Regions from separate parts of the Homo sapiens genome. Here region 2 is linked to region 1. The links are chromatin loops, found by intact Hi-C in ENCODE. Cell type or tissue: HepG2. All regions are shown on one strand. Each heading gives the region's core, and the rest is flanking DNA. Links, peaks and the distances in the headings are about the cores only.

Region 1 (16,381 bases), core at 4,554-12,553:
CCATGTGATCAAAGTTTTTATTTTAGCTCCCACATGGAAGTGAGAACATACGATATTTATCTTTTTGTGTGTGGCTTATTTTACTTAAGGTAATGACCTCCAGTTCCTTCCATGTTGCTGTAAATGATACGATTTCATTCTTTTTATGGCCAAATACTATTCTGTTGTGTATGTATACTGTATTAGTATTTTAAGGATACCACTAAAAACGTAAAAAGACTTGACCTTTAAAAACATAAGATCTGGCCGGGCACGGTGGCTCACATCTGTAATCCCAGCACTTTGGGAGGCCAAGGCAGGTGGATCATGAGGTCAGGAGTTCGAGACCAGCCTGACCAACATGATGAAACCTTGTCTCTACTAAAAATACAAAAATTAGCTGGGCATGGTGGTGTGCGCCTGTATTCCCAGCTACTCAGGAGGCTGAGGCAGGAGAATCTCTTGAACCCGGGAGGCGGAGGTTGCAGTGAGCCGAGATCGCACCACTGCACTCCAGTCTGGGCAACAGAGTGAGACTCTGTCTTAAAAAAAAAAATAAGATCTTACTGATCTGCTTTTAATTGTAGTAGTTTTTTTTCTCACACATAAATATATGTATTTAAGATATTTGTTAAAAAGAAAAATATTTTCCCATTCATGATATGACTACAATGTATCTGAAGGAATCTGTTTTTCATTGATACTATGGAGTAGATGTAGAAACAGTACTTAAAATATCAAATACTAAATAGACTCGTTTTTCCTTTAATGTTAATAACATTCTGTGTTTTCATTTTATGTGACTTTCCACTCTAATGGTCAACAGTACATGTACAGTTATAATAATACTTATGTTACTCTAGTAGATGGAATCATACCTCAGCTTTACGTTTTCAGAGGAATCATCTCAGTTGGTGAATTTCCAATAATAGCAACATAGGACACCGTTCAATATTATAAAGTTTAAATCAGATTTATGCTATAGGCTATTTGTACCTTTCCATGCCTTTTAATTCTGTGTTGTCTTGAGACATTTCAGTGTATATCCAGTACTGGTGTTTAAAGGAAAGTTATTAAAGTTTGGAATAAGAGTACCTGAATTGGAATCTTGCTTTGCCATTCACCAGCTGTTTGTCCTTAAATTCTCTCAGGTAATCTGTAGCCTTAACAATTAAAGGTGACTTCTATATGTCATTTAGCTTACTTATCCATTATTTCTGAAGTTGTTAGGATTATTGTAACTACTGTTGTTGTTACTATTTTTAGATTAATATATTTCCTTTCTGGATTTCCATTTAAAATATATTTAAAGAATCATAAAAATTAAACACAAGCAACATCCTTTTATATTCTGCACAGTTCTTAGCAGAATTATAGATTCAAAAAAGACACACAGAATAGGCCACAATACATGTGCCAATTTTTGTTCTCAATCTTAAAATTACATAGTATAATTATTATGGTTATCTGAAAACAATCACGTTGTGCACATGTACCCTAAAACTTAAAGTATAATAATAATAATAATAGTAATAATAATAATAATAAATAAAATAAAATAAGTATCTGCTCTTTTATGAGGAAATTGTTTTTAATTGTAGTAGTTATTTTTCAGTCTGATCTGAATCTAGATGAGTTTTTTATGTTATATAGAAGATCATTTTATATATTTTTATATAGGGTTACTATTACAGAAAAAAGTAAAAGTTTTACTGCTACTCTTTTAAGCTTTTTGTATTTGTTTAAACAGGTTTTTGGCATTTAATCGTCATCCTTAGTGGTAATTGTTAAAGTACCTTTATTTAGAAAATTGAGAATCAAATGACCTTCAAAAGATCATCAGTTTTTCCTGACTTTTTCAGGTTAGGTTCAGAGTTATCCACTGATGCTGTTGAATTCTAGGGATATAAGTTTGTGAATAGAATATGTAAAACTATTGCACTCCTTCCATTATGTTACCTTCCTGTGTAAGTAGTAACAGCTTGTTTTTTCAACGGTCATACTTCATTCTTCTAAACAGCTATGAACATAGAAACAAAATCTTTTGAGGTGTCTCAAAATAGATATAGTCTACATTGGAAAGGCCTTTCTCAGTCTGCTTATTCTATATTTTATAAAAGTCTGGAAAGGTATAGCCTTGTGTTTTTCTTTCCCAAGTTTTCTTTTTAAAAGTTATTTTATTTCTCTGAGAATCTTCCATAACAACCAAGTTACATAGTTTAGATTGAAGCATCCAGTTTGAAAGGCAGCAGGTAAACTCTGACAGATTAAAGGTGACAGACTGAAGGAGGAGATAGGAAAAAATAAAAGCAAGTAAAAGAGGAAAACATCCAGCATTTGGAGATGTAATCTTCTCAGTCAGTCCTGAAGACATCATTAACTCAGTGGTCAAGAAAAATATTTTTCATTCATACTAATCAGAAATACAGACATGAAAATACATTGGAAATATTAACTATTACTTTCAGTTTTGGTATTTAAAATTGATATTCTAGTGAATGAAAGTTTCATATTACATGTAACAGAAATTTGGATTAAATCAGTAATACATGTAATACACAACTAGTATACTTAGCATAGCACCTAGCTCAATAAATGTTAGCAGCTATTACTGTTTTTGTTATCAACATCTTTCCCCCAGTTAGTCAGTTTACCATCACCTAAAATGTCTTTAGTTCTTTGCATACTTATTTAATTTTTTAAATATGTATTATATGACCTTTGTGTATTAAATTGATTTGTCTGTGGTCATAGAGAACTATTTTGTTCTGGTTATTACCATGAAAAAAAAAAAGCACCAATTGCTGGTACAATACAACTGAAGATAGCAAGTGTTAATAGGCTGGACTACTATAATTCTAGAGCTGAGGATTTTGTGTACATATATATATTTAAAACTTACACATATGTTTTTATGTATATTTAAGACTTCGTTTTTTTTTAAACAGCAGTTTTAGACTGACAGCAAAATTGAGAGGGACAGAGATAACCCATGTAGCCCTTGCCCCCACAAATGAAAGAATTAAAAATGCATCAGTAGCTTTATTTTGGCTTTTTTAAAAAGATGTAATTCACATAGCATAAAATTCATGCTTTTATACAATTCAGTGTCAGTATATTTGCAAATCCTGATACTTGAAAAAAATTAATTGTGCATATTAAGGTATATAACAATTATGGGATATAGATGGTAAAAAGTTTACTACAGTAAAGCAAATTAACATGTCCATTATCTTACATACTTTTTTTGTTTCTGTGGCAAGAGCAGCTACAATTTACTCATTTAGCATGAATACCATATATAGTACAATTTTATTACCTATTGTCCTCATGTGGTACATTAGATCTCTAGACTTGTTCATCTTGTTACATACCTACCTCTTCCCATTTCCTCTCACCCCACCCCTAGTAACCATTGTTTTTAAGTTCTTTATCTCTGTGAGAGATTCCACTTACAAATGATGTCAGGTACTATTTTTCTTTTTGTGTCTGGCTTACCATGTAGCATAATGTCCTCCAGGCCCATTCATATTGTGGCAAATGGCAAGATCTCCTTTTTAAAGGCTGAATAATACTCCATCATACATATTTACCACAGTTTCTTTATCCATTCATTTGTCAATGAACAGGTAGATTGTTTCCATACCTGGCTATTGCAAATAATGCTGCAATGAACATGGGAGTGAAGCTACCTTTACCAGGTGGTGATTTCATTTCCTTTGGCTATATGCCAAGAGGGATTGCTAGGCTGTATGGTAGTTCTATTTTTAATTTGTTTATAAACCTCCATACTGTTTTCCATATTGACTGTACCAGCCTACATCTGCACCAGCAGTATATAAGAATTCCCTTTTCTGGCACCCATGCTAACCTTTATTATTTTTTGACTTTTTTAGAATAGCCATTCTAACAGGTGTGAGGTGTTATCTCTTAGTGGTTCTGATTTACATTTCCCTGATGATTAAAGCCTGTACTATTAAGGAAACATATTTTTCTTAAGTATTTTTTTTTCTTAGCTGTATGTAATCTTTAGTTTTGCCCATGTGATGACTACTTCCTATCTTCCTCTTGCATTCTTTTACATTTTTATTCTCTTTGATTCTGGTCTAATGTCATATCTCTTTTGGAAAGGGATTCTTGATTCCTCATATACATTTAGTTGCCTTCTCTGCCCTGGGCTCCCACAGTGCTTTGTTTATTCCTTTATTATATTGCTTATCACATTTATATTGTAATTGTCTTTTTTTTTTTTTTTTTTTTGAGACAGAGCCTGGTTCTGTTGCCCAGGCTGGAGTGCAGTGGCACAATTTTGGCTCACTGCAACATCTGCCTCCCAGGTGCAAGTGATTCTCATGTCTCAGCCTTTCAAGTAGCTGGGATTACAGCTGTGCTCCAACACTCCCGGCTCATCTTTGTATTTTCAGTAGAGACGGGGTTTCACCATGTTGGCCAGGCTGGTCTCAAAACTCCTGGCCTCAAGTGATCTGCCTGCCTCAGCCTCCCAAAGTGCTGGGATTACAGGCATGAGCCACCGCGCCTGGCCATATATTGTGATTATTTCTTTAATTGTCTTCCCTTTCAGACTGTTTATCTGAAAAACAAGATTTTGTTTCAGTCTCTGGCCTAAGACTGAGACTGTTCTTGCTTTTTCACTATCCTCAGGACCTAAACATGCTTTTTGGTACATAGTTTTTGATTATTGCCACGAATAGTTGCTGCTGTCCCTAAGCCTTAAACATAAACCGAGAGCTTGATACACTATATTGAGTGGTGAATATTAAAATAGTTTGCTTTTTGTAAGCTGGGAATCATACCATTTTAGTGTTGGAAGGTACCTGAAATATTATCTAGACCAGTCTTTCCCCATTTCTCACACACACACACACACACACACACACACACACACACACTCCCTCTCTCTCTCTCTCTCTCTCTCTCTCTCTCTCTCTCTCACATGTTCACATGAAGCAAATTGAAATCTGTAAAGGTTGAATGACAGTAGTGAATTTAGGACTAAAAATTCATGTTTACTCATCTTTTCCTGTACCATTCTATTTTCTCTGATACCTTATAATCTATTCTGAGGATTTACAATGCAAATTCATTTATTTCCTGAAGTTTAGGGAAAAAACCCTGAAAATGTTAGTTTAATTTGTATTATTATCTTTTTACTTTTAACTATAAGTAAGGCACCATTGCCAACCAGAAAACAGGTTGAGCATCCCAAATCTGAAAATCAAAAATCCTAAATGTTCTAAAATCTAAAACTTTTTTGAGCACTAATGTGAAGCTCAAATGAAATGCTCATTGGAGCATCAGATATCAGATCTTCAGATTTGGGGTGCTGAACCAGTAAGTATTTTAAAAATCTGAAATACAAAACACTTCTGGTCCCATGTATTTTAGATAGGGGACGCTCGTACTGGAAAAGAAATTTTAAATTTGTTTAAAAAGTGACAATATATTTCTGTTTTACAGACCTCTGTGAGTGAAAGCCTTCAGAGGGAAGCTGCTAAGAAGCAGGCCATGAAACAGGTAAGGTAGAAGACTGGGATAAGTGCATTCAGTGAAGCATTCCGGCTCATTTTTAAGCATCAGTTTTGGTATCTAGGTGCTGAGACTAAAACAGAATAGATTTAAGGAAAAACACAATGAAGAATTAGCTCCTTATTGCTGTGCTATAGATTAAACCAGTTCTGCTTGTAGATGACTCATTAGTCTAATAATGGATTGTTTGGCCTGTTGTTATTATTAAATTCTTGCTAGTGAGCTTACTTGCAGGGAAAAAAAAAACCTTTTCACAACCAAAATGGTTTCACAAACTTATAATTATTTGAAACTCATCTGCCCAGAAAGAAGAATATCAGAGATAGATACAAATATATAGATATATAGATATATAGATTTTTTTTTTTTTTGAGATTGAGTCTTGCTCTGTTGCCCAGGCTGGAGTGCCGTGGTGCACTCTCGGCTCACTGCAGTCTCCATCTCCTGGGTTCAGGCAATTCTCCTGCTTCAGCCTCCCGAGTAGCTGGGACTAAAGGCGCATGCCACCATGCCCAGCTAATTTTTATATTTTTAGTAGAGACGGGGTTTCACCGTGTTGGTCAGGCTGGTCTGGAACCCGTGACCTCAGGTGATCCGCCAACCTCAGCCTCCTGAAGTGCTGGGATTACAGGCGTGAGCCACCGTGCGCGGCCTGATAATTTTTAAAAGACGTGCTTGTTTCCAAGTGCTTTTTACATACATTTATCTTTTACAGTTCTCACAAACTTGCCCATAGTACTGATTAAGAAATCTGAAACTCAAAAAGGATAAAGTGCTCCTTAAGATCATACTATTAATTATCGAACTAGGCCTGAAGGTTTACTAATTTTTCTGCTATTGTAGACTAGTATATCTTAGATTTTCTGCTATAGAATGTAATGAAATTAAACAATAGCGAGGTGCCTTTGTTTTTCATTTTGAATTATTTATCCTCTCCATTAGCTTTATAATTTTTGGTCCTATTTCCTCTTTGTCTAACTGGAAACCTGCATAAAGATAAGTTTATTAAGCACTTTCTATGTGCCAGGCATCATGACAACTATGTTTTAAGAATGATCTTTAATTCTTACAATAATTCTATGAGATAGATGCTTTTATAATCCTTATTTTATAGTTAAGGAAATGAAGGCAAGAAGAATTTATGTGACTTGCATGAGACCACATAGTTAATAAATGGTAGGGCTGTGTTCAAAACTAGACAGTGAAACCTCAGAACCTAGGCTTTTAACCACTGTGTTTCACACCCTCCCGGACGAATTGGCACAGAAGGATATATTTAGTCATTTTAAGATAATGTCAGAGTTTCACAGTGAAATATAATGTGTAACTCAGCAGCCTCAGAATGATTTAATATACACATAAAACATAAAAAACAGTGATTATTTAACATAAATACTGGAGTGCTTTGAGTCAGAATTTTGGAGATACCATTAAGTTCAACTTCCTCACTATATAAATGGGAGACTTAGTTCTGGAGAGTTGGGTAACTTATCCAAGGTAATACAGGTATCTTGTTTTCCAGGATTATTTTAACATTTTTGTGCTGCCTTTTTTTCTTCACTTAAAGCATGAATCCCAAATCTGATTTTATTCTTAACTCTGTCTTGTTCAAGCCACTTTATCTGTTTAGTGGGACTTTTTGTAGTTTGCTTGGAAATTAGGAATGCTGCTACAACTCTTACACCTTTCACCTGCTTTCTGCTGATTTTTTCTCGCACCTATATTACATACTTTTCCCTTTGTTCCCCACTTGATTGATTCAGCTCATCGAATGTCTTTATCCATACGAATTGAAATTATTTTTCATTTTACTATGAAGAATACTAGCTTGATTGCATTTACTAAATCTTAGAGAAAATGCTTTTTAAAATGGGGTACTTTAAACTATTTTTTTCTTCTATGTGGACCTCAAGTTTACAGAACTGATGATGGCAACATTATTGTCATATTCCGTTTCATTGGGAAAACTTTCAGTATGTCATCAGTAAATAAAACATTTGCTGTAGGTCTCTGATAGATATTTGTTGCTAATCTAAGGAAATTATTTTCTTAGTTGGAGGGTTTTGTTGTTTGTTTATTTGTTTAAATGGTGAACTACATACAAAAAGGATACTGCTTCATGACCATGTTGGTTTTATACCAATAATGTAAAGTCAGCTTAACTTTAGAAAATCAATCATTGTAACTTCACATAAGTGGTATAAACTTAACATAAGCATAAAATGTTATCATTTTCATATATTGTTGCATTTGGCTTACTAAAGCTTCATTAAGAGTTTTTAAGTATTGAAGATTTTTGCATCATAAGTGAGACTGGGCAGAATAGGATGGTTTCCTTTTCTTTCGCTGCAATTATCTAGATTGAAAAAGTCTGATAATACCAAGGTTTGGCGAGCCTTATACAATGAGCTAATATGATACTATATACATTTTGTTTGTTTCTACTTCATTTTCTGTCCTGACAGATCAGTGTGTTCTTCATTCTGTTTTCTTTGGGTTTATTTTGTTATTTTTCTAACTTTTTGAGATTGCTGCATAGCTCTGTTTTCTGTTCTCTTTTCTAATATATGCATTTAAGGCTATATGTTTCCCTCTAAGTACTTCTGTAGCTGTATCTTACAGATTTTGATAGGCAGTATTTTTGTTGTTTCATGCAAAACATTTTCTGATTTGCATTATGATTTCTTGTTTGACCCATCTATTATTAATTTCTGAACATAACGGAGGTTTTTGATTACCTTTTTGTTATTCATTCCTAATGTGATTACTTTGGTTTTTTGCTTGTTTGTTTTTTGGGGTTTTTTGTTTTGTTTTGTTTTGTTTTGTTTTTGTTTTTGTTTTTGAGATGGAGTCTTGCTCTGTACCTAGGCTGGAGTGCAGCGGCACGATCTCAGCTCACTGCAACCTCCACCTCCTGGATTCAAGCGATTTTTCTGCCTTAGCCTCCTGATAGCTGGGATTTCAGGTGTGCATCACCACACCTGGCTAATTTTTATATTTTTAGATGGCCAGGCGCTCTCTTCACCTCAGGAGATCCGCCCGTCTTCGCCCCCCAAAGTGTTGGGATTACAGGCATGAGTTGCCACACCCAGTCCCTAACATGATTATTTTGGATTCCAAGACACTGCACTGTATTGTTTCATTCCTTTAAAACCTGTAGAGGTTTACTTTATGGTCCAGTATATAGTCAGTTTTTATAAATATTTCCTCTGTGTTTGAAAATGTTCTGTATTGATACAAAAATTAGCCGGGCATGGTGGTGTGCACCTGTAGTCCCAGCTACTCAGGAGGCTGAGGCAGGAGAGTCACTTGAACACAGGAGGTGGAGGTTGCAGTGAGCCAAGATGGTGCCACTGCACTCCAGGCTAGGCAACAGAGCAAGACTCCGAACCCCCCCCCCAAAAAAAAAGAAAAAAGAAAATGTTCTCTATGTGTCCATTGGGCCAGTTGTGTTAATCCATATATATTCATACTGTTTTTTTTTGTTGTTGTTGTTGTTTTGTTTTGTTTTGTTTTGTTTTGTCTGTTCTGTTACTGAGAGGCATATGTTAAATCTCCCACTGTGATTATGGATTTGTCTATTTTTCCTTGAATATCTGTTCAATTTTTGCTTTATTTATGTTGCAACATAGTTAATAGTAACATATCTACTCAAGTGCTCCCCTACAGCTCTCCTCCCAACATATACAAAGGCATGTCATCAGTTTAAAACAGCCCTGGCCGGGTGCAGTGGCTCATGCATGTAATCCCTGTACTTTGGAAGGCCAAGGTGGGTAGATCACGAGGTCAGGAGTTCGAGAACAGCTTGACCAACATAGTGAAACTCCGTCTCTACTAAAAATACAAAAAATTAGCCAGGCATGGTAGCAGGTGCCTGTAATCCTAGCTACTCAGGAGGCTGAGGCAGGGGAATCGCTTGAACCCAGGAGGCGGAGGTTGCAGCGAGCCAAGATCCTACCACTGCACACCAGCCAGGACAACAGTGCAAGACTTCGTCCCCCCCCCCCCAAAAAAAAAACAGCCCTCAGTCTCCCTTTTTCCTTGCTTTTTGTTATTGTAGTGGTGATTATTTCTTAGATTCCATGTTTCCCTCTTTGTGTTATCCAGGCTGGTTTTGGGGAGTGAGCAGGAGTGCCAATTCAACATCTAGGCAGGAGAATCTTTCACTTTCTAAAGGTTGAGAAGTGAAAAAAATGAATTTCTTAATATTTTAAACAATATTCTAGAAAAAAAGTTTTTCAGTTAGCATGTGCATTATTCAGAGTTTAAATGTTGGTATGTAAAAACCCTAGTCTATCAGATAGATTCTTTTGAATAATTATATCATCCTATCACTTAAAAAGGATCCCTCTTGGGTTCTACATTAGCCAATCTAGCAATTGAGGAAAAAATCAAAGTGTGTAGACTCTGTACCTCAGGAATTTACAACCGGGGGCAAAAGGCTAAGATTTGTAAAACAGGAAGTAAAAACGCCCATGCCTGGCATGGTGGCTCACGCATGTAATTCCAGCACTTTGGGGGGCGCTGAGGTGGGTGGATCATTTGAGCCCAGGAGTTCAAGACCAGCCTGAGCAACATGGTGAAACTCTGTCTCTACAAAACATATAAAAATTAGCCAGGCATGGTGGCACACGCCTGTAGTCCCAGCTACTTGGGTGGCTGAAGTGAGAGGATCACTTGAAGCCTGGGAGGCAGAGGTTGCAGTGAGCCAAGATCACACCACTGGCACTCCAGCCAGTGCGACAGAGCGAGACCCCATCGCTTTAAAAAAAAAAAAAATCTAGTGTAAATATTGCAGAATAGAATGTTCCTCAGAGTTTAGAAGAAAGATCATTGGGGGTTAGAGGCCTCAGAAATGGGCTCATAGAAGAAGTAGGGCTGGCCCTGAAACACTGGGTAAGATTTTGATCGCTTGAAAGAGGAGAAAAAAACATCATTTGAGATGGAAGGAACATGATAAAGGCAGAGACTTTATGTTTAACAACTCTAAAAATGATAATGAAAGTTTAATATATAATACAGGCCTCTCAAAACCAAGGTTAGGTGTTTCCATCGTACCTTTTGACCTTTTGATGGGTATAATTATATACAAATGAATAAATGATAATAATAGTTGATGTTTATTGAATACTTATTCTCTATCAGGCTCTGTTTTAAGTTTAGTCATTTAATTATAACAGCTTAGAATGTAAATATAGTCATTATTCTTTCTCTTCTAGATGAGGAAATTAAGGTACCAAAAGATTACAAACAAACTTGCCCGGAGTAATTAGTAAGTGTAGAGCCAGCATTCATACCCAGGCAGCCTGGCTCCAGAGTTTATTTGTATTTCCTATCTAAAAATGTGATTGTAATTTTTATGATATATTTTCAATTTATGAACCATTCTCAAAAAGCATAGACTTTGTTGTATCTATTGGCTGGCTCATATTTTTGAAACATGTTTAATTTTTTTTTAAGACCAAACTGGAAATCCAGAAGGCCCTTGCAGAAGATGCTACTGTGTATGAATATGACAGTATTTATGATGAAATGCAGAAAAAAAAGGAGGAAAATAATCCCAAATTGCTTTTGGGGAAAGACAGAAAGGTTTGTAAGCTGAAATAACAAACTTTCTTTGACCTTGACCTACATTTTGTGTCTTAATCTTATTTTAACATGAGAATGATCTGAGAAAAAGCTTTTAGGTATGTGAGGTGTGAAGAGTCCCTAATTCCAGATATTACAAATTTGATTGTAGAACTCAAGCAGCACTACATATTATCCTAATAGGCCAGGTGAATTATCTAACAATTTTGCTTTTTGCTTTGAAACCTTTGCAAATAGTTTTTTGAAAACTTTTCCTTGGAATTCTAATGTACCAAATTTGTACTGTTCCTGCCCTGTGTATGTTTATTTGTGTTTTATTACCCTCTCATTTTTTCATTTCTTCCTAGCTGGTAACTGAATCATCTGCCTGCACCTATCATGATTTTATTTTCAGTGAGAAAAAAATTTGGGAGGGGTAAAAACTGAAATAAGTTCAGATTTTCTTTCTATCAACTCTTGTTCTTTCACAAGCACAGGCTGATTTTTAAGGGCATTTGCATCTGACAGTTATCTACTAGTAGAGTGATGGTATAAAATTATATTAAGCTACTATTTTAAATAGTCATATTTCTACTAAATGTGAAAAACTAGCAGGAACTTTTCTGATTTTTTTTTAATTAAGATAATACCAGAAAAAAGAAAAAAATTATATTTAGTTTGATGTTTTATTAAAGTTAAATCGCATTATAAACAATTTCTATCTCTGCTACACCTAAATTTTTATGGAAAACAGTTTCAATATTAATCTTGCTAGTAAGTTTATATTGAATGTAGGGAAGACAATCTTATTTGGGCCAATCATTTCTATCTTAATGAATTCATTATAAAAATTATAATATTAACAATTACTATTTTTTTACTCTTTTCCTAAATCTTTTTTATTTCCTTAGCCCAAGTATATTCACAACTTGCTAAAAGCAGTTGAGATCAGAAAAAAGGAACAGGAAAAAAGAATGGAAAAGAAAATACAGAGAGAACGAGAAATGGAAAAGGGGGAGTTTGATGATAAAGAAGCATTTGTGACATCTGCATATAAGAAAAAACTGCAAGAGAGAGCTGAAGAAGAAGAAAGAGAAAAGAGGGCTGCTGCACTGGAAGGTAAAATGAAAGAGTGGGAAAGGCACAAGGAAACAGTAGCAGAATCTCTCCCCTGTGGTTAGCTGTTTGCTCTGTCACTGAACTTTAGGGTTATGAGTTTGTGATCATAATTTATATATAGGAATTCAAGACACAAGGAATATGGTATTATATAGCAGTATAAAACAGAAAGGAAAGTTTAACTAAAAACACAGTTGAACTCTTCAGTAACTATTATTTCTACTAGACTTTTCTCTTAGTTCTCATTTTGTGGCTTTTGCCTTAGAACATGATCTGAAATGTAAAAACATTTATTACAAAGTATAACGCCATGGCATTTGTCAGAAACAATATAAATATAATTTTAAACCCTAGTTACATTTTTTTGGGATGAGAAAATAATAGAGTAACACCACTCAAGGAGGATCAATGAGGCAATTAGAAAAAGAATAACATTAATTGAAGAAAGAATAAAAATTGGATGAATTAAGAATATCTTAATGCTTTACCTTAGTGCTTTCTACTCATGATTATTTCTCAAGATCTAAGTAGAATATGTATTTATAAAATACTTTTTTTTTTGAGACTGGGTCTCTGTCACCCAGGCTGGAGTGCAGTGGCTCAACCATGGCTCACTGCAGCCCTGACCTCCCAGGCTCCAGTGATCCTCCCACCTCAGCCTCTTGAGTAGCTGGGACTACGGGAACATACCACCACGTCTGGTTACTTTTTGTATTTTTTGTAGAGACGGGGTCTCACTATGTTGCCGGGGCTGGTCTCGAACTCCTGGGCTCAAGCAATCTTCCTGCCTCAGCCTCCCAAAGTGTTGGCATTACAGGTGTGAGCCACCATGACCAGCCCTGTAAATACTTTAATTGACAAATGCTCATCAGCTTTTTGGACAGAGTCTCGCTGTGTCGCCCAGGCTGGAGTGCAGTCGTATGATCTTGGCTCACTGCAACCTCTGCCTCCCAAGTTCAAGTGATTCTTATGCCTCAGGCTCCCAAGTAGCTGGGATTACAGGCATGCACCACCACACCTGGATAATTTTTATATTTTTATAGAGACGGAGTTTTACCATGTTGGCCAGGTTGGTCTCGAACTCCTGAGCTCAGGTGATCCACCCACCTCAGCCTCCCAAAGTTGTAGGATTACAGGCGTGAGCCACTGCGCCCATCCTCTTCAGCTTTTAAGTAGAAGAAAACCAAGTCTATAACATTCTGTCTAAGCATGTACTATGTGTTTAGAGTGCCAGTCGGCAAACTTTCTGTAAAGGACCAGATAGTATTTTAGTATTCATATTTTAAGACTTTAAATTTATAAATTCATATTTTGAATGCCAGATCATATTCATACTTTAGGGCTTTTTGTGTATATGATCTCTGTCGCAGTTACTGAGCTCTGCCTTTGTAGTACAAAAGCAGTTGTGGACAATACATAAATGAACAGGGCTTTGTTTCAATAAAAATTTATTTATGAAAACAGGCAACAGGCCAGATTTGGCCTGCAGTTTGCCAACTCCTGATCCAGCGAGTAGTTTACACACTGTATGTTATATACTGTATGTCTGTAAAATGAAACTGCACTGTGCCTTATTGAATATATTCTAATTTTTGCTTTCCCTCTGTTAGCATGTTTGGATGTAACCAAGCAGAAAGATCTCAGTGGATTTTATAGGCACCTATTAAATCAAGCAGTTGGTGAAGAGGAAGTACCTAAATGCAGCTTTCGTGAAGCCAGGTGAGGAGACGTGTATGAAATATTTTGAAGAAAAATACTGTTAATAATCTGTGGTTGTGGGGTCATTTTAACCCTCTGAAAGATGGAAGATTACAACATTGCATATTGTGTTGTCAGCCAGCCTTACCTAACTGAATGAATGGCTAGAAATTTGCAGTTTCTTGATTTTAAAACCTACAGATTTAGTTTAAGATCATTTTTATTCTGCATTTCACAGAAATTGTTACATTAAAACAGTGATTGAGTTTAATATTATTGTAAAACCAAAGACAGACTTTTAATGTATAAAGTTTCTGAATTTTTAAGTGATTTATGGGTCTTAACAAGGGAGAGCAAAATCTTCAAGGGAAAGCAAAATCAAATTGTAGTTTTTTCTTTTTTCTTTTTTTTTTTTTTTTTTGAGGCAGAGTCTCACTCTGTCGCCTAGGGTGGATGGAGTACAGTGGTTCAATCATAGCTCACTGCAGCCTTTGCCTCATGGGCTCAAATGATCCTCCCAAGTAGCTGGGACTACAGGTGCAAGCCATCATGCCCAGCGAATTTTCTTTTTGTGTTTTTTGTTGTTGTTGTTGTGTGTGTGGTTTTTTTTTTTTGTTTTTTTTTTTTTTAGATGGAATGGAGTCTTGCTCTGTCACCCAGGCTGGAGTGCAATGGCGCGATCTCTGCTTACTGCAACCTCTGCCTCTCAAGTTCAAGGGATTCTCGTGCCTCAGCTTCCTGAGTAGCTGGGACTATAGGTGCATGCACTACGCCCGGCTAATCTTTGTATTTTTAGTAGAGATGGAGTTTCACCATGTTGGCCAGACTAGTCTCGAATTCCTGACCTCAGGTGATCCACCCGCCTCGGCCTCCCAAAGTACTGGGATTATATGCATGAGCCACCACGCCCAGCCTCTTTTTGTATTTTTGTTGTGGAGATGGGGCTTTATGTTGCCCAGGCTGGTCTTGAACTCCTGGGTTTGAGGGATCCCCCCTCTATCTCAGCCTCCCAAAGTGCTGGGATTACAGGTATGAGCCACTGCACCTGGCTGCTTTTTTTTTTTTTTTTTTTTTTTTAAATAAGAATGTGGGTATTCCTCATGATCCTTAAAATGATTGGTGCCTGGTACCTTAAAATGATTTTGCTGTCAGAATTAAGGAGAAAGTTGGAAAGAATTAGGTGTCTACAATATAAGTCTTATATACATGTTCAGATAGTGTATAAAAAGGAAAGTGGTTTGTTTTCATAAATAGAACCCAGCCTTCCTAAAATGTAAGACTTACATATCGGGGCTAGAACTGCACTGTTAGTATGTAGGCACTAGTCACGTGTAGCTACTTAAATTAATTTAAAGTAAATAAAGTAGGTTGGGCGCAGTGACTCACGCCTGTTATCCCAGCACTTTGGGAGGCTGAGGCAGGTGGATCATGAGATCAGGAGATGGAGACCATCCTGGCCAACATGGTGAAACCCTGTCTCTACTAAAAATACAAAAATTAGCTCGGCATTGTGGCACATGCCTGTAATCCCACCTCCTGGGGAGGTTGAGGCAGGAGAATTGCTTAAACTCGGGAGGCGGAGATTGCAGTGAGCTGAGATAGCGCCACTGCACTCCAACCTGGCGACAGAGCCAGACTCCATCTCAAAAAATAAAATGGCTGGGCACGGTGGCTCATGCCTATAATCCCAGCACTTTGGGAGGCCAAGGCGGGCGGATTGCGAGGTCAGGAGATTGAGACCATCCTGGCCAGCACGGTGAAATCCCGTCTCTACTAAAAATACAAAAAATTAGCCAGGCGTGGTGGCGGGCGCCTGTTGTCCCAGCTACTTGGGAGGCTGAGGCAGGAGAATGGCGTGAACACAGGAGGCGGAGGTTGCAGTGAGCTGAGATTGCGCCACTGCACTCCAGCTTGGGTGACAGTGCAAGACTCTGTCTCAAAAAATAATAATAATAAATAAATAATAAAATTAAGTAAATAAAATTTAAAGTTTTGATCACAGCGGCCACATTTCATATACTCAGTTGCCATATTTGGCTGGTGGTTGCCATACTGGGGACAGCTCACATATGAACATTACCATTTCTTGAGGCATTTCTATTAATGCTGGTCTAGAAGGTAAAGGATTAGAGGATTTTTGAATAAAGTTATAAGGTATTATAGGAATGGTGAGATGATTATGCCATAATTATGTAGCTGAAGGTAAAAGAGTCTGTCCTAAGCAAAAAAAAAAAAATTTTTTTTAACAGGAATGTTCTGGGTAGATCTGAGTCTGTGTTGCTAAGGAAGGGAAGAGGTAGGAGAATAGAATTAAGGTGAGGAGAGGAAGTTTATGCCCCACTCCCTCCCTACGCTGCTAGGCTTTGATTATAAAATTGGTGAGAAGTATGAACCTAAGAAAATGTATTTGAAGATTCAGGTTTTGAATGGAAATTATATTACGTTATATCTTTGTATTAGAGTTTCATCT
Region 2 (15,987 bases), core at 3,640-11,639, 50 kb after region 1:
AGTGCAAGGAGGCACAGCAGGGCCAGGCCGTGGAGCACTTGAGGTAGAGTTTCCCAGCTCCAAATTCTGCTACTCCCACCCCTGATAGCTTCATCTCTCAGAAAGGGGTGAGGAGCCCTTGGCCCTGGCCTTCTTTTTAAGAAGCCAAACCCCAGGGGTGTGGCCTGCCCCTAACAGGCCAACCCCTCACTTACGTGCACTTACGTGTAAAATTCTTCAGCAGGGGACGTGGAATGGAGGGTCCAGGTGATGTTGTCCTCGGAGAAGTAATTGGTGCAGTTGCCAGTGTTCCAGGAGTTCTTGCAGCTGGTCCAGGGCAGCTGGTCCGTGAAGGAGGAGATGAGGTAGTATAGCGCCCAGGCCATGATGGTGTTGTAGTAGGAAGCAATGTAAAAGGCAATGATGCAGATGGCATAACCAATCCCTGGGCAGTGGGTGAGATGGAGAGACAGAGGCCGAGTTTAAGGGTGGCCCAACGGCAAAAGGCTGAAACGGGGCACTGGAGAGCCCCGCAGCCCAGCAGAGGGGTACACGTGGGTGCTGCCCTCCATTCCATTCCAAGGACTCCAGGCCACCGTGGGAAAAGTGGCCCTGCCGTTAGTCACTCATATGTATTTGCAAGGTAACATGTTTTAGAAAATGTGTACATGTCCTGTTAATGCTTTAAAATGTTTACATTAGTTTACTTCTCATTGCCGTTTATTCTGTTTCTCTTTGACAATTTCACACCACTTACGCAGTCAAAACCTTAATTACTCAAGCAGTCTCCCAGGGATGCCTAAGGCCTGACTGATTCCAGAAGAAGGTCCCCAGCTCCCACCCACTGATGGAAATCCCTTCCTGAGAGGCTCCACTTACCCACCCCACCGAGCCCTTCAGTTACCTTTGAAAATCGGGCAGATTTTCCTCCATATTGAAATGCATCCATTTCGGTGGTACTGTCCCAGTGCGAGCTCCATGTAAAAGAGCGGGATTCCCCCAAAAATGGCCATGATGGTGTAGGGGAGGAGGAATGCCCCTGAGGCAGATGAAAGACAATTTCACTCCCTGCCCACGTCTGTCCCAGGATAGCCCAACCAATCTGTGACTGAGAATCACAGTCGCCGGATGATGTGAGTGTCAGGAGCCACCCTGGGCTGAGTGGCCTCATGCTGTGCTCCTCTGGTCTCAGTGCTTTGCTAGAAGCAGTCGTAGGGGGAGCACCATGACTAAAATGAGGTTTCAGAGGAGGCCAAGAGAGCAATTGGGAAGAAAGCCTGGTTTGGGAGTCGACAGAACAGGCAGGATCACATCCACTTATGACTACCTGGAGAACGCTGGGCCACTTCCCCTCTCTGAGCCCCAATTTCCTCCCTATAAAAGAACACAGTTGAGGAGAGCTGAGTTTCCCAAATGTAGCCACACATCATAGTCACCTAGATTCCTGGGTCTACCCCAGACCTCCTGAAGCGGAATCTCCAAGCATGGGCACAACACAAAAATTGTGTTCAAGCTCCCTAGGTGATTCCGATGCAGCCAGTACCTGGGACCCTTGGAACAGATCACCTGTGACAATCTGTAGCAACAGCTGCAACTCTCTGTGAGTCACCAAATCAGTATCTTTGTTCATCAGTATTATCTATGGCTCCAGACACATGATTATTGATATTTGGCTACACTTCCATAATTCCATTGAGCCAGAATGCTCCCTGACAAGCGCCGTTTGCAGGAGTGGCTGGACAGGGTAGTTTTTCACAGAACAAGCAAGCACAGAGCTGCTACCTAACTGGAGATGCTGGTGTCTCCTGGATCTTGTGGCTGAGGCTGAATTTAAAAATACCAAGTTGGGGAATGCTAACCTGCAGCCTGAGTTTTTAGCCTAAAGGGTGGATCAGCTGTGATTTTCCCTAATTTTCCCTGCTGTAAAATGCTCTGAACCCAGAAACCTGAGGTCTGTGCAAATCAGAAAGGTCCATGTAATTTACAGTCACACTGGGTAAACCCGGCTCGAGAATAAAACCATGTGTTCTCGTGATGGCCTTCCTCCAAAGAGTTTGCTTGATCAGCTTTACGCTGGGGAATGAGTGTCGGGGAAATGTCACCAGTGACCCAGCCCCTTACATAATGCCCAGGCTAAAGGTGAGTCCTCTGGAGCAGGAGATAAGGTGATTATGACTTTTGCTCCTCCTAGGCAGGAAGCGCTGAGCTTCCCAGGGGCCCCCTGGAACTACCTTTGCAACTACATGGACAGAAATCTTTAAAAGAGAGTAAATCCAGGCCACTCTGTGTTAGGTCACGGGAGAAGTGAGGGTGACACAAATGGATGATCCCCAAACCTCTTTGTAGCTGCCCTCCCAAATCTGTTGTCAGAGTTCCCATGAAAATCAAGCTTGACGCATCTGACACCCACTTCTTGTTATTTTCTTGTGCTGATAACAAGTCCAGAGGCCCCAAACCCATTCACTTTTCCCCACTGCTCTGCTCTCCCCCAGGTTCCCATCTTCATGCCTACAGTCAGCTACTATTTTTTATAATCTACAAGTTAACTACTTGAGAGGCTTTAGGGGTACAAGGAACAAGATAGGGCCTCTGGCCTCAAAAATCTAACATCCCAGGAGGAGATAGGAGGGCCAGCCATGCGTGGTTTGAGGTTGGTATTAATGTCATGCTGTGGATCTAATCCAGCTTAAATTCTGCCCAGACTGGTAATTAAGATTTAGGACTTAACGCTGATGCCCTTCTCTGACCTCACACAGGTCCAAAGGATCAGAAGCATCTGGGACTCTGAAGCCACCTCCAAATTTTCCCTTACGCAGGCCTACCCTCGTGGACTCTTCCCAGCAGAACTTGCCAGCAGGAGTGAAGGGACTCAGCACAGGGCTGACGGCCATTCCCTCACTTCTGGCTGGGGGAGGACAGAGCCTGGAGAATGCAGGATGAGAAGGAGGCCCTTCAATAAATGGAGCGCTAATGATGCTGGAGATCTGTGAGGTCAGGTTTGGGAGGGCTTCACCCAGCTTCACAACCCGGAGAGCCTCAGACACGCTGTCTTCAGCTTTTGGCTTGCTGGAGATTTGACTTTTTTTTTTTTTTTTTTTTTTTGAGACAGAGTCTCGCTCTGTCGCCTAGGCTGGAGTGCAGTGGTGCCATCTCGGCTCACTGCAACCTCCACCTCCCAGGTTCAAGTGATTCTCCTGCCTCAGCCTCCCAAGTAGCTGGGACTACAGGCGCCCACCACCATACCCAGCTAATTTTTATATTTTTAGTGGAGACGGGGTTTTGCCATGTTGGTCAGGCTGGTCTTGAACTCCTGACCTCAGGTGATCCACCTGCCTCAGCCTCCCAAAGTGCTGGGATTACAGGTGTGAGCCACCACGCCTGGCGAGATTTGACTTTTCTACCAGCTCGAAAGTCTAAGTCATCATGTTCCTAGTCTTACGCCAGTGAAGACTGAAAAGACATAATCTGTCTTCTGGCCTCTCAAGAGGACCTACAGCCCATCCCAGGTCACAGCCCACCCGGGTCACAGCCCACCCCAGGTCACAGCCCACCCGGGTCACAGCCCACCCCAGGTCACAGCCCACCCGGGTCACAGCCCATCCCAGGTCACAGCCCACCCCAGGTCGCAGCCCACCCGGGTCACAGCCCACCCCGGGTCACAGCCCACTCCGGGTCACAGCCCACCCTGGGTCACAGCCTCTACTCGCAGCCTGTGATACTGACCCCCTCCATTCTGGTAACATATGTAGGGGAAGCGCCAGACATTGCCCAGGTCCACAGCATAGCCAATCACTGAGAGAAGGAAATCCACCTTCTTGCCCCAGGTCTCCCGTTCCCCTTGATGAAGCTCAGCCACTAGGGTGGTGGTGGTCGCTGGGATAGAGTGCCGTGTGTCATCTCCCGCACCAGGACTTGGAACTGCTGAGTACCCATTGGATATTTGCCCGGACTCCACTTTGTCCCCTGGGGTGGGAACAACCTTCTGTAGAACTCCGTTTTCCTGACAATCTTCTCCATCTTCACACGCTGATAGCTGCTTCTGAGAATTCAAGGGCGTCGTCTCCATCCTGCTGGTTAGTAAATGACACTGATGTCCATCTGCCAAGGATCCCAATTGATCTCTGGGTGCTTGGATTTGTGGATCACCTCCGAGCTCTCTATCGTCGGGATTGACACGTCGGGATTGACTCTGTTGGAAAGACACACAGAGGAAGGAGAAAAAAGTTAGACATTTTACTCATCTTTGGTATTAACTCATCATACATCTTAAACTACATTAGTTAACGGGATTACAAATGCATCTGTTAAATGTGAGACATCCTATTTGCTACATGGCAGTCCATAAATTCAACTAAATTTCTCAACCTATACAGGGCATCAAATGACAATCAAGTAATTTCAAAAGGAAACAATAAAACCAACACAAATAGACAGCAAATCACCAAGGTTTGCACAGGCTGGACTGGAGAGCAAAGCACTCGCTTCCCTTTGAGCCACTGGACTCTCATCTTGTGGTTTGCCAGCAGCTCAGAAGAATGTGAGAGAGGCTCCAAAGCGTCACAGAGCACCCCCTTTGTCTTGGATGCTATGTTGGGGAAACAATGACAAGCAAAGGCGTTTCTGCCTTTCAGCAGGCAGGACAGTCCTCACCATCATTTAAGCTGCACACCCAAAGTTATATTTTATATCAACTACAGCTATGATTTTAAAAGGAAAAAAGCAAAGGACAGAGGTAAAAAGGCCACCCTTCGTGAGGCACCCCAGCTCATCAGCTACAGATTCTGTCACTCGTCTTTTAGCCCCTAGGAAGGTTGGGGCAGATTTGAGCTGCCTCCGGCTGTGTCCAGTCTATCTGCACATGGCCTTTCTGCGTTCCCATTATGCATTTGCAAGCCCGACTGGTCCTTAAACGGCACTGCTGCTCACCATTTGTTCTTCTTTCCACTTGCCAGCAACTCCTGTGGCTAAGCCCCTTGTTATTCTGCAAGAGAGGGCAAGCAAGGTCGCCTTGCCTCCAGGAGACCTAGGGAGAAGAGTGTGCAGGTTACTGATGCTGGGGTGGTTGGTGTCGCCGTCCCCCTGTGCCTCCACTGGGAGGGCCTGGCCGGGGCTGCTGTGCCTTCATTTCACCGCCGTGGCCTGGGCGCAGGGAAGTCAGCTCAGCTCTGGCTTGAGGTCTGAGTCGTCAAACGTGGGGTAGAAATTTGAGCCCTTTTGGACTTTAAACCTATGGCCTGTTATAAAGTTGTAAGCAGCAGTTGTAAGACTGTTCAACTGCTCACTCTGTTTCTTCTGGGCCTGAGCTTTTCAAACTCTTGAAACAGTTTGGGAGTTGAAATACGTTTCTGCCTAGCTGAGATGACACTGGACCCTTCTAGAAAAGATAGCCAGGGATGGACTGTTTATAACTGCAATGATCTGAGGCTAACCCTCCAGATCCAACAGTTAGGAGGATGGCTAGGAACTGGCTAATAGAAATGGCGCATGGATGTCTCCTACCTATTTGGGGTTTTTGGTGACTGCAACTTAGCTACCTACACATGTGAAGACAAAAACATAGTAAGTGAAAAATCAGGACACAAAATAGTAGCTTCACAAGAATGACTATGGCTATAAACATGAGCAAGGATTAGACATGAACACCAGGCAATGTCAGTCACTAGGGTTTGGCGTTTGCTGCATTTTTTCTGTAAAGTGGAAAATAAAAATTTTAAAGGGATCGATTGTTGCCAAAAATATCTACAGCAACAAGAGATAAATCAGCTTCATGTAGCTAGGGGCTGTGTGTGTGTAAGGGGAGGTAGACGTCTTGGGCTGTACCGCACTTGTTGGGCCCTCCGCCACCCACCCCAGGCTCAAGAATGCAAACACCACTCAGAAGGATATGAATTCTGACAAGAGCGGTCTCCATAACCTCACCCTGCTCACCATTTATGCTACTGCCTGGCCTTGGCCTCCCCCCACTTCCCCCTTCCTTCGGCCCTCAACTAGGCTTGATAGGCTTTTAAAATAACCACACATCCTCTCACCCACCATAGGTAACCATTTACCAGGCCAAGGGATATTATTATTTTATTACATGATGAGATGTCAACATATTTAAATATTCAGCTAAATTAAACCTGAACTTGGTAGTCAGTGGTTGTGTTGTTTAAAAAGGCCTCTGTACTTCCCTCCGGCCTATATCAATGACATGTTTTGTACGTTAAACAACTGACGAACTTGAAGGCCAAATGGCAGGGAGGAAGAGCTTTTCCCTGTGCGGCTGGAGGGCACCGAGTTGACAGAGCTGCTCCTTCCCTTGCTCTTCCTCCCACTGGCCCCACAGTTTTGTTTTTTTTTTTTTGAAACAGTCTTGCTCTGTTGCCCAGGCTGGTGTGCAGTGGCACAATTTTGGCTCACTGCAACCTCTGCCTCCCGGGTTCAAGCGATTCTTGTGCCTCAGCCTCCGAGTAGCTGGGACTACAGGCGTGCTCCACCATGCCCGGCTAATTTTTATATTTTTAGTAGAGATGGGGTTTCACTATGTTGGCCAGGATGGTCTTGAACTCCTGACCTCACATGATCCACCCGCCTTGGCCTCCCAAAGAGCTGAGATCACAGGTGTGAGACACCATGCCTGGCCTGGCCCCACAATTTTCTGCAAGAACCTCTTCTATTTTCTGTACTGCCACTTTCCTCTCACTTAAATAGAAGCTCCAATTGCATCACCCAAGCGTTCCCTGGCCTCTCTACCCAGGCCCAGAGGGTCTACGGAAGGGAAATGCGGTCCATCTCAGAAGCAATACTTTGGGGAGAGGAAATAGACATTTAGCAGCAGCAGTGAGCAGTTACCCTCCTGCCTCAGGGGCCAAATGATTTGTTCTGGATTTTGTTTACTTTCTTCCTTGAGGCGTCCTGCAGAGAGGGTAGAAAATGTGTGCAGGTAGGTAGATTTTTGAGGGCAACGTGTGTTCTCAGGAGTCCTCAGGGGTTCAGCCCCGAAGGCATCCAGTCCTGAATTCCTGGCAACTATGGTAAGCAGCTCCTGGAAGAGTAATACGCTGTTTCTATTTGTGTTCTGAGCCATTACAGAGGTCTTGTTTCCTGAAATATCCCCTAGTTCTTCTTAATTTTTTAATTAAAAAATTTTACATCAACAGGCTGAAATGGCCCCAGTGCAAGAAAACCCAGAGCATCCCTCAGACAACTCATGACCGGGCAGCCTCTCCCCACAGGCTGTCTCTCTCTATCCAGCTGTGCTTTCTGGGGTTCTCCTACTGAACCCCCACCCTCATCATAGAATCTGGGGTGCAAACACAAAGTTACAGCCACTCAGAGGAGACACACATCTCCTTTTCTTAACTTACTCCTCTGCCTCTGCCAGGTAGAGGAAAACTCCTCTCGGTGACTAATCGGGTCTGCCAGGAGAAGATGCCATGTGCCCGGGGCCCTTTCTGCCTGCAAGCTCCTGCCTGTGGAGCCCCAGACTCTCTTCCTATTTTTTCTGATTCTGCAGAGCCCTGGCTGGCTTTTTCTATCAAGACTTGCACATAACAATGGCTGAAAACAAGCTGGCCCAGGAATAGAGAAGTGTGAGTTGTTAAGAAGGTTGGTTTCTGAGAATGCCCTCTTCTAAGCTTTCTTTTTTTAAAAGGTATTTTTATCCTGCTGGGTGGAAAGATTGCAAACGAGGTCAATATTACAGCTGTGACCTTCTCCAGGCAGTCTTTGAGTTTCTCCATGTCCAGAAAAAGCCCCAGAAGGAAGCCTTCCTTTGCATCTTGGATGTGTGCTGTTGTTCCAGGCTGAGCTGGTGACAGGCTGAGGGTGGTGCCGTGGACCCCACCTCTGCTGTGGAATGACAGCTGGCAGACAGAAGCTTCGTCCCCCTAGGTCTCTGCACATGAGGGGTGCAGTTGACCAGCCAATGGGAGTGGTTGACTTTCTCTTAACTCTCCTGAAGCTAATGCACTCCATTCCCCCAATCCCTGACTCCAAGTAAAAAAGGACTGTTTCTATTTAAACTTCTGATCGAATCTCCATTCCTCTTTCCACACACTTTGTCTCTATAGCCAGGAGCAACCCGTACCTGAACAAGCATGTAATTATCCCGATTGGTCATAAACACCCAGCCCTTTGGAAATGCCTGTGACGCTCCATCTACTTGATGCCTATCAGTGCCTTCTAAGCAGAAAGACACTACAGAAATGTTGAACTTTGACTTCATGTGTCAAGATCAAAGTGAGTTCATTTCTCAGGAAACTCAACTTTCTTTCTCAAAACAAACAAAAACAAATGAACTGTGGGTTTAACGTTGAGATAGGATTAGTTACAGGTCATAGAGCCAACTGGCAGTTCGTATCCTCTATTCAGAGGGAGGCTGAAGTTCCCAGGGCATCTCCCAAGAGTGATGGGAATTATGGAACGCTGGTGCCGCCCGAAGCAGTAAACATGGAATCTGGCCTTCTTCATGGAGAAGCACTCCCTCAGCAAAGATGTGCGTAGGCCCACATGTGCTCGGCTCCTCAGAAACAAGGCAGGCAAGCCGGGCCAGCTGGCTCACGCCTGTAATCCCAGCACTTTGGGAAGCCAAGGCGGGCGGATCACCTGAGGTCAGGAGTTTGAGACCAGCGTGGCCAGCATGGTGAAATCCTGTCTCTACTAAAAATACAAAAAGTAGCTGGGTGTGGTGGCGGGTGCCTGTAATCTCAGCTACTTGTGAGGCTGAGGCAGGAGAATTGCCTGAACCCAGGAAGCGGAGGTTGCAGTGAGCTGAGATTGAGCCACTACACTTCAGCCTGAGTGACAAGAGTGAAACTCTGTCTCAAATAAATAAATAAAAATAAAAATACAAAAAATGAGCCGGGCGTGGTGGTGCATGTCTGTAATCCCAGCTACTCAGAAGACTGATGCATGAGAATCGCCTGAACCTGGGAGGCAGAGGTTACAGTCAGCCAAACTGCGCTCCAGCCTGGGCGATAGAGTGAGACTCTGTCTCAAAAAAAAAAGAAAAAGAAAGAAAAAAGAAACAAGGCAGGCACAGTCCTGCCTGCATGGAGTCCACAGGCCAAGCCTAAAATCTGAAAAAGAAAACCAACTGCTAGGAAAAACACGATGCTTCTGGAGAGGCTGGTGCTGCCACACATCCCGTGGTGAACAGAGGCTGCCGCTGGCTCGCCGCGGCGTGTTTAGATAGCTCACATGTTTTGCACCACAGTTGCCCCCAGGCTTTAAGTCTTCCTTTGCTGCTATTGCACAGTTTCTCTCACAGGACCTTGGCTGTTGGCTGATCCTTCCTTGCAGGCTCTGCAGTGTAAAATGGGGGCTCACGTTTGCATCTGCTGAAGGCACTGCTGTGTTCCCGAAGTGTGCAGGGTCATGGGGGCACAGGTCGGAAGCCATAGGGACTCCTGCCTTGCCTTTCCAATGAATTGAAGAGATTTCATGATAGAAATGAAGAGAATAGAGAAAATCTGCTTGTTTTTTTTTTGGACAAAAAGGGTAGAAATGAACTCCACTATCACAGCCATCTCCTTATCCAAAGGATTCCTCATATGACAGAGTCAGTTTAGTGTTTTTTCTGTTCCTTTGTGTGTGTGTTTGTGTGTGTGTGTGTGTTGTTTTTTTAAGAGACAGAGTCTTGCACTGTCATCCAGGCTGGAGTGCAGTGGCATGATCATGGCTCTCTGCAGCCTCAACCTCCCGGGCTCAAGGAATCCTCCCACCTCAGGCTCCCGAGTAGCTGAGATTACAGGTGTGTGCCACCACACCCAGCTAATTTTTTGTATTTTTTTCAGAGATGGGGTTTCACCATGTTGCCCAGGTTGGTCTTGAACTCCTGGCCTATGAGCAATCCTCCCGCCTTGGCCTCCCAAAGTGCTGGGATTACAGGCATGATCCACTGCACCCAGCCTGGTTTAATTTTTTGGAGAGGAATTAAATAGGATAAAATCCTCAGGGCCATTTGGGCCAGTTATCATGAGAAAGAAAAAGAATTTCTGTCCAGAACTTTCCCTGCCTGGGAGAGGATAGCCCTGGGCTTCTCTCTACACAGAGTATAAAATCTAGAGGATATGCCCCTTGTGATGGGGTCAAGGTCCCCCTGAGAGGCTGGCCAAAAGGATACTGGATTATTTATTTTGACTTTACTAGAAAGAAATGAATTTAGCATAGCAGATGTGAACAGCCCTCCTCCAGTGAATATAAACAGCCAAGCCCAGACTAACTTCCTTCCAGAGTCATCTTTCATTAGTTCCTCTGTTCACAACCCATAGCTCTCCTTTCTGTTTCAGGTCTGCACTGGAATCCCTGGTCCACCACTTAATGGCTGTGTGACTTTGAGTAGGTCACTTAACCTCTCTTAGCTTCCATTTCCTCCTGTGTAAAAGCAGACTGTTAAAACCGCTACTTCCTAAAGGCTGTCGTGGGAATTAAAGTATGACACATGCTTATCTCAGTGTCTAGCACAGGGAAGCATCAATAAATGACAGTGAGTTGATGTCACTATCACCACCATACATCCGCAACCCATTGTGCCTTTCTACTTCATACCCTAGCAGGGAAACTGAGGCCCACAAGACTTGGGACTTAAGTGATCTGTGGCTCCCAGCACGGGCCTCACTGGGTCATGCTTGCTGCTCTCAATCAGTGCTTGGGGTCACCTGGGAAACAGACTCCTGGGCTGCTCTCCCAGAGATTCTAATTCAAGAGATCCACGTGGGCACTCAGGGATCTGCAGTTTTTAACAAATACCGCAGGTTATTCAGGGGCCAGTAGGCACCAACAGTGCCGTGTGCGTCCCCACCTGTAGCTTCCCTTCCTCTAATTATCCTGCACCCTCCAAGGCCTGGCATAAGCTTCTATCCACCTCCTCTCAGCACTCCAGCCCAAGATACACTCTTTCTACTCAATTCTCATTTGTCACTCGCCATTGATTACCAGGCATCATTAGTTATCCTTTTATATACATTTGCTTCGTGTGCCCCTGGAAGCAGGGGCTATGGCTACACGTCCCTGAGTCCAAATACTTGCAGACTGGAGCACGCCCTGTACAGCTCTCAGCATGGAGGGCTTGTTTTGGGTTTCCTGACTGGGCGAGGGTGCCAACAGATCTGAGCTCCATGTGAGGTGCTGCTCTTTCTCTCCTCCCTGGAGTTAAGTCAAATGGGATCAGGGTTCTATTCTAAGGGGCCCTGTCCCTCCCTGCCTCACCCATCGGGAAGATTGGCTGTGCATCTTGTGGGCAGAGGAGGAGGGCTGCCTTAACAGTCATTTTCATGGACTATGGACAGGAAGAGACTGACATGCCCAGGATTAAAGAGCCCGGGATGGGCTTTCAGACTTTGAAACAAGTACTGGCAGGCACACCCATCAGCGGTCTGGGCTCCAAATGTTCATCTGTGAGCTGGTGGTTTGGAACTTAGAATATATTTCCTAACCCACAGAAATAAATGTGATAAACTAAAACATCTGAAACGAAAGCTGTAGAACACAGCGTTGTTAAGTGCTACACGACGGCTTAGGGGTGGGGAGGGGGCTGACAATGAGACTGATTCGAAGTTCTTTCTTTATTTTAACCTTCTTTTTGGTTCTTAAGGAAAACTAAATTTAAGGAAAGAAGAACAAGGAGCAGGGAGATCCTTGTACAGATTCCACGGAGGTGTCTTTTAGGCACTTTTGAGGTCTTTAGTTTTGTTTGTTGTTCAATTTTAAAATACACAGTAGAGATGAGATCTCGCTATGTTGCCCAGGCTGGTCTTGAACTCCTGGACTCCAGCGATCCTCCTGCCTCAGCCTCCCAAAGTGCTGAGATTACAGCATGAGCCACTGCGCCTGGTCCAAGTTCTTTAGAAGTTGATGACATGGGCTGGGCGCAGTGTCACATGCCTGTAATCCCAGCACTTTGGGAGGCCAAGGTGGGCGGATCACCTGAGGTCAGAGTTCGAGACCAGCCTGATCAACATGGAGAAACCCTGTCTCTACTAAAAATACAAAAATTAGCCAGGCATGGTGGCGCATGCCTGTAATACCAGCCTTTTAGAGGCTGAGGCAGGAGAATAGCTTGAACCCAGGAGGCAGAGGTTGTGGTGAGCTGAGATCGGGCCATTGCACTCCAGCCTGGACAACAGGAGCGAAACTCCATCTCAAAAAAGAAGAAGAAGAAAAAGAAGAAAGAAGAAGAAGAAGAAGAAGAAGAAGAAGAAGAAGAAGAAGAAGAAGAAGAGGAGGAAGAGGAAGAGGAAGAGGAAGAGGAGGAGGAGGAGGAGGAGGAGGAGGAAGAGGAAGAGGAAGAAGAAGAAGTTGGTGACATGAATTGCTTGTGACACATAATTTCACAACTTACAACTTTTTGCAGAAAACAAAACTGCTTTTACTCTGTTACCATAGTATATTTAAATGTGGACGAGGCTGGGAAAGAGACTTGAGAAACTCAAAACAGATGATGTGTTAGATTAATCAGGATTAGGAGTGTCACTTCACCTTCCAAACACTCCTTTACTGTTGTGATAAATACAATTTATGCAATAAGTAAAAATCGAGATAGAACACATGGGAACATGTCCACACACAGCTTTTCTTTTCCTTTATACAGGTATGTTACTAAGATTACCTTTGTGTAAAACAGACATGATTGGGTCCACAAAGGGACCCAAAACAGAGAGAAGAGAGGAAAAAACAACCCCAGGGAGAGGGTGCTATGAAATAAGGGTGGATTCACCTGTGGCTGCTGAGCAAGGCGGAAGAGGGAAGTGGGGAAAAGGGGGTTTGAAGTGGAACTACAAAATAAAATGGGAGTGGAGAAGAGAAAAGAGAGGGGAAACTGGCCCATTTCTCTGGGTGGGGCATGGAGGGGAGAAGGAGAGGTGAGGTCAGGTGAGGTGAGGCTGCTGGAGGAGACGGGTGCATCCAGGTGGAGAGGGGGCGCGGAGGACACGTGCAACCACCTCTTCAGCCACAAGGTGTTTGGAGTTTGGCTGTTGCTGCTCAAAGGTGCCTATACTCTTAGGTCAACAATTTCTGAGATGTGCTTTAGTGTGAGTCACACAGTTGGAGACACTCATGAAAAATCAGTTCATCCTTACACATCATTGCACCAGTCTAGTTCTCAGATATGCACTGAGATGAGAGCAAGAAAAACTTTCTGACCCCTAGTTTACAGTCTCACAGAGTAACACTGTATGCTAAAAAGGACATCATTGAGACAGCGGGGGAAATGGGAATATGAGCTGTATGTGCGATAATAGTATTGTATCTATCTCCAGTTTCCCCAGCATGAAAATGGCGCTGTGGTTACGTACAAGAAGGTCCTTGTTTGTTGGAAATCTGTGTTGAAGTATTTAAGGAAGAAGTATCTGGAAGTCTGCAAACTCTCAAAGGTTCAACTATATATATTAGTTGAACCTATATATATAGTATATATATACCTGTATGTATACCTACAGATATATATATACACACTATATATATCTGTAGGTATACATACAGATACATATAGTTTATATATACATATAGTGTATACAGACACATATATACACTGTATGTATCTGTATGTACATATGTATATATATATCTGTATGTATCTGTATGTACATATGTGTATATATAGTGTGTATATATATCTGTATGTATACATACAGATACATAAATGGCATAATTATATTAATGATCTTATATATTACACATAATATATCAAATCATATATATACTGCATATGCAAAAATTAGATATATGCATAATTAGAGTGACTTTGTACACAAATTGGCAAAATGTTAACTGGTGAAAATGGACCATATCTCTGATTTTTCAGTTGAAAATTTTCAAAAGAAAAAATAATTCTAGCCCTCAGCCAGTGCTGGGAAACTTCCAGTCAGCCAAAGCTCCCTGCTGACCAGAACAGCTTACCTCCCCTCTCCCCTCCAGGCTCTTCCCTCCCTGTTCCTTCGGCCCAGCTCCCCAACTCTGAAACAAGAGAAAGGGCCAGCTAATTTGGTTCGCCTTTTAAAGAAGACATGCCCATCATTACGGAGGGAAGAGAAGAGAGCGAAAGTAGAAGAGACTCAAGTTCTAGGCCTGGCTTTGTCCTCAAGAGCCGTGGGTGAGCTAGAGCCAGCCATGCACAGAGCTACGGGGAGCAGAACCCCTCCCTGGTCCTTCCAGGTCTCCCACTCACTAATTCTTGGCCCCTTAGAGGAAAAAGTTCCCTTAGAGAAGACAAATCAGCTTATTTTATTCAACAGTTCAGTAACAAAGGAAATGAAATGCTCTTTTTTCCTGTATACACACAGAAAGGTCACACCAAAACCCAAGACGGCAAAGGCCCACGTACTTGCCCCCTCCTGCTAGCTGCCCACCCAGTCTGGGGCTCTGGGCTCTCCCAAAGCACACAATGGGTTCGCTGTGTCCCCAGCTTTGCTGAGAAGTGCTCGCCCAGATCACCACCTGGTCTCATCATAACCCCTCCTGTCACCTCTTCCCTCCCTACCTCAAAGAATGACCTGAAGAACTGGACATCAGCATCCCAGGAGACCCTCCCCTTGCTGTCTGTCACTCGTCAGTACCTGAAGACCTGGGACATTGCCTCTCTGTCTCCACATCACTGGGTTGCGTCTCTCCTTTTGCAGCCCAGGGGCTTCTGGGATTAATGGAGGTCCATCCAGTCCTGGGTGCTAAAGAGCCTGTGGCTTAAATCCCATTAACAAATCCCCTTGGTTCAGGGTTGGGATGGAAGCTGGGGAGCTGCTGCCAGGTTCCAGAGGGGCCAAAGGAAAGATGGAAATAATAATAAGGCAGTCAGACTGCCTCACATCCACTTTATCGCTACTCATTTTGTCACCTCATTAGACACAGGGCTGGGAAAACACTTGCTCCCATTTAAAAGCGCGTTGTTGACATTCAGTAAATGAGCATTCGTCTTCCCAGTCACCCAGAGCAAACAAAAGTCAGGCTGAAGGGAGCAGCCCCTGCAGAGACGTTTCTCACAGGGCAACATTTCTGAATGTGAACCAAAGTCAGCACCGTGAGCTCCACCTGGAAGTACGGGGCTGTGCAGGCCAATGGTGGAGCCCGTGCCCACCTGGAAGAGCAATTTGCCTTTCTGCTCAGGGAAGATCATTGATGCCAGGTTTCTGTGAAAGGCTAGTTTCATCTGTTTTCCCCTGGGTCCCTCCTAGAAAGATGGGAGTTTTCTTCCCTTGGAATGTCATTTTGCCTGGTTAAGCCCAGAAACAGATTCCCTGTAAGAGCAAGGGAGTCTGCCTCACTTGTCCCAAGTGTGGAGAAACAGGCGCTTTTATGAGATGTTTCGCTCCACACCCACGTATGTTCCATGGAACACCGCAAACATCAGGGAGTGGAGGTGGCTGTTAATAGCCCAGGGACTGGACAGGAAAATCGGTGCAGCCCAAATTTGTGCTGCCTGGGGGCTATTTCTACCGCACCACACCCTGGGCATCTTGCAAAGGGCATTTGGGCAGCTGGGGAGTCGGGTTATTGGGCCCCTGTTGGTTGGCTGTGGTTAAGGTGCAGGGGTTAACTTACTTACATGTGTCAGAGTGTGCAAAGCCTCTGCCTTAGAGTGAAACCTGAGGGGATCCCCAGGAGACCCTGATTTGAAGGTGATATCTGGGTAGAGAGTACCGGCCCTCCGGCATTTTTGCACCATCATTTCAACTCATGTTTTCTTAAAGTGGAGAGGTTAGGGTCATGGTTGCAGAGTGAGTTGGAGGGGACTCGGACATCGTGTTAGGCAGTCCTCTCCACAGCCCCTCATTTAGAGCTGAGGACCACGAGGAGCTGATATGTTACTGGGAATAACTAAGGTCTGAGTTACCTTCTCAACAACAACCAAAAGTGACTGTATAATTTTTGCTCTGGCTGTCCAGACATCTTTAGAAAAAGTCAAGTCATGACCATATCCTGTTGATTCATGAAGCCAAATTAAAATTAAGCTTCTTCAGGAAGCCCTGCCTTCTATATTCTCTCCAATTATACCATTCATTCCACAACTAGGAAGGAGAAGGAGCTGCC

What was found. Hi-C counts contacts between places; a loop is a spot of excess contacts. Peaks named below come from ENCODE experiments on the same cell type or tissue, not always from the same donor. Only the 100,000 strongest peaks of a DNase experiment are listed, where the experiment ranks them.
Region 2: it touches region 1 in a loop (1.8-fold over the local background); 2 of 110 quality-filtered maps call a loop at or near these places.

Annotation. Positions count from the first base shown.
Region 1 is chr17:30,167,085-30,183,465 of GRCh38, forward strand. NSRP1 (nuclear speckle splicing regulatory protein 1) reads left to right here. Exons shown (of 7, transcript NM_032141.4): 3 at 5,458-5,514; 4 at 10,987-11,115; 5 at 12,006-12,213; 6 at 13,824-13,932. Among named protein-coding and RNA genes, the nearest start is that of MIR3184, 58 kb to the left of the region's middle. In HepG2, for the core only: no CTCF peak of the experiment used is centred there; no DNase peak of the experiment used is centred there.
Region 2 is chr17:30,217,914-30,233,900 of GRCh38, forward strand. SLC6A4 (solute carrier family 6 member 4) reads right to left here. Exons shown (of 15, transcript NM_001045.6): 2 at 4,906-5,002; 3 at 3,703-4,168; 4 at 884-1,018; 5 at 205-424. The coding sequence starts at 4,045. Among named protein-coding and RNA genes, the nearest start is that of SLC6A4, 9.8 kb to the right of the region's middle. RefSeq lists enhancers at 3,404-3,702, 3,453-3,695, 3,472-3,488, 3,627-3,643, 4,530-5,045 and 5 more, cis regulatory regions at 3,544-3,593, 3,544-3,576 and a silencer at 7,984-8,184. In HepG2, for the core only: no CTCF peak of the experiment used is centred there; DNase peaks (open chromatin) are centred at 5,168, 8,178, 9,186 and 11,284; H3K4me3 peaks cover 3,229 bases.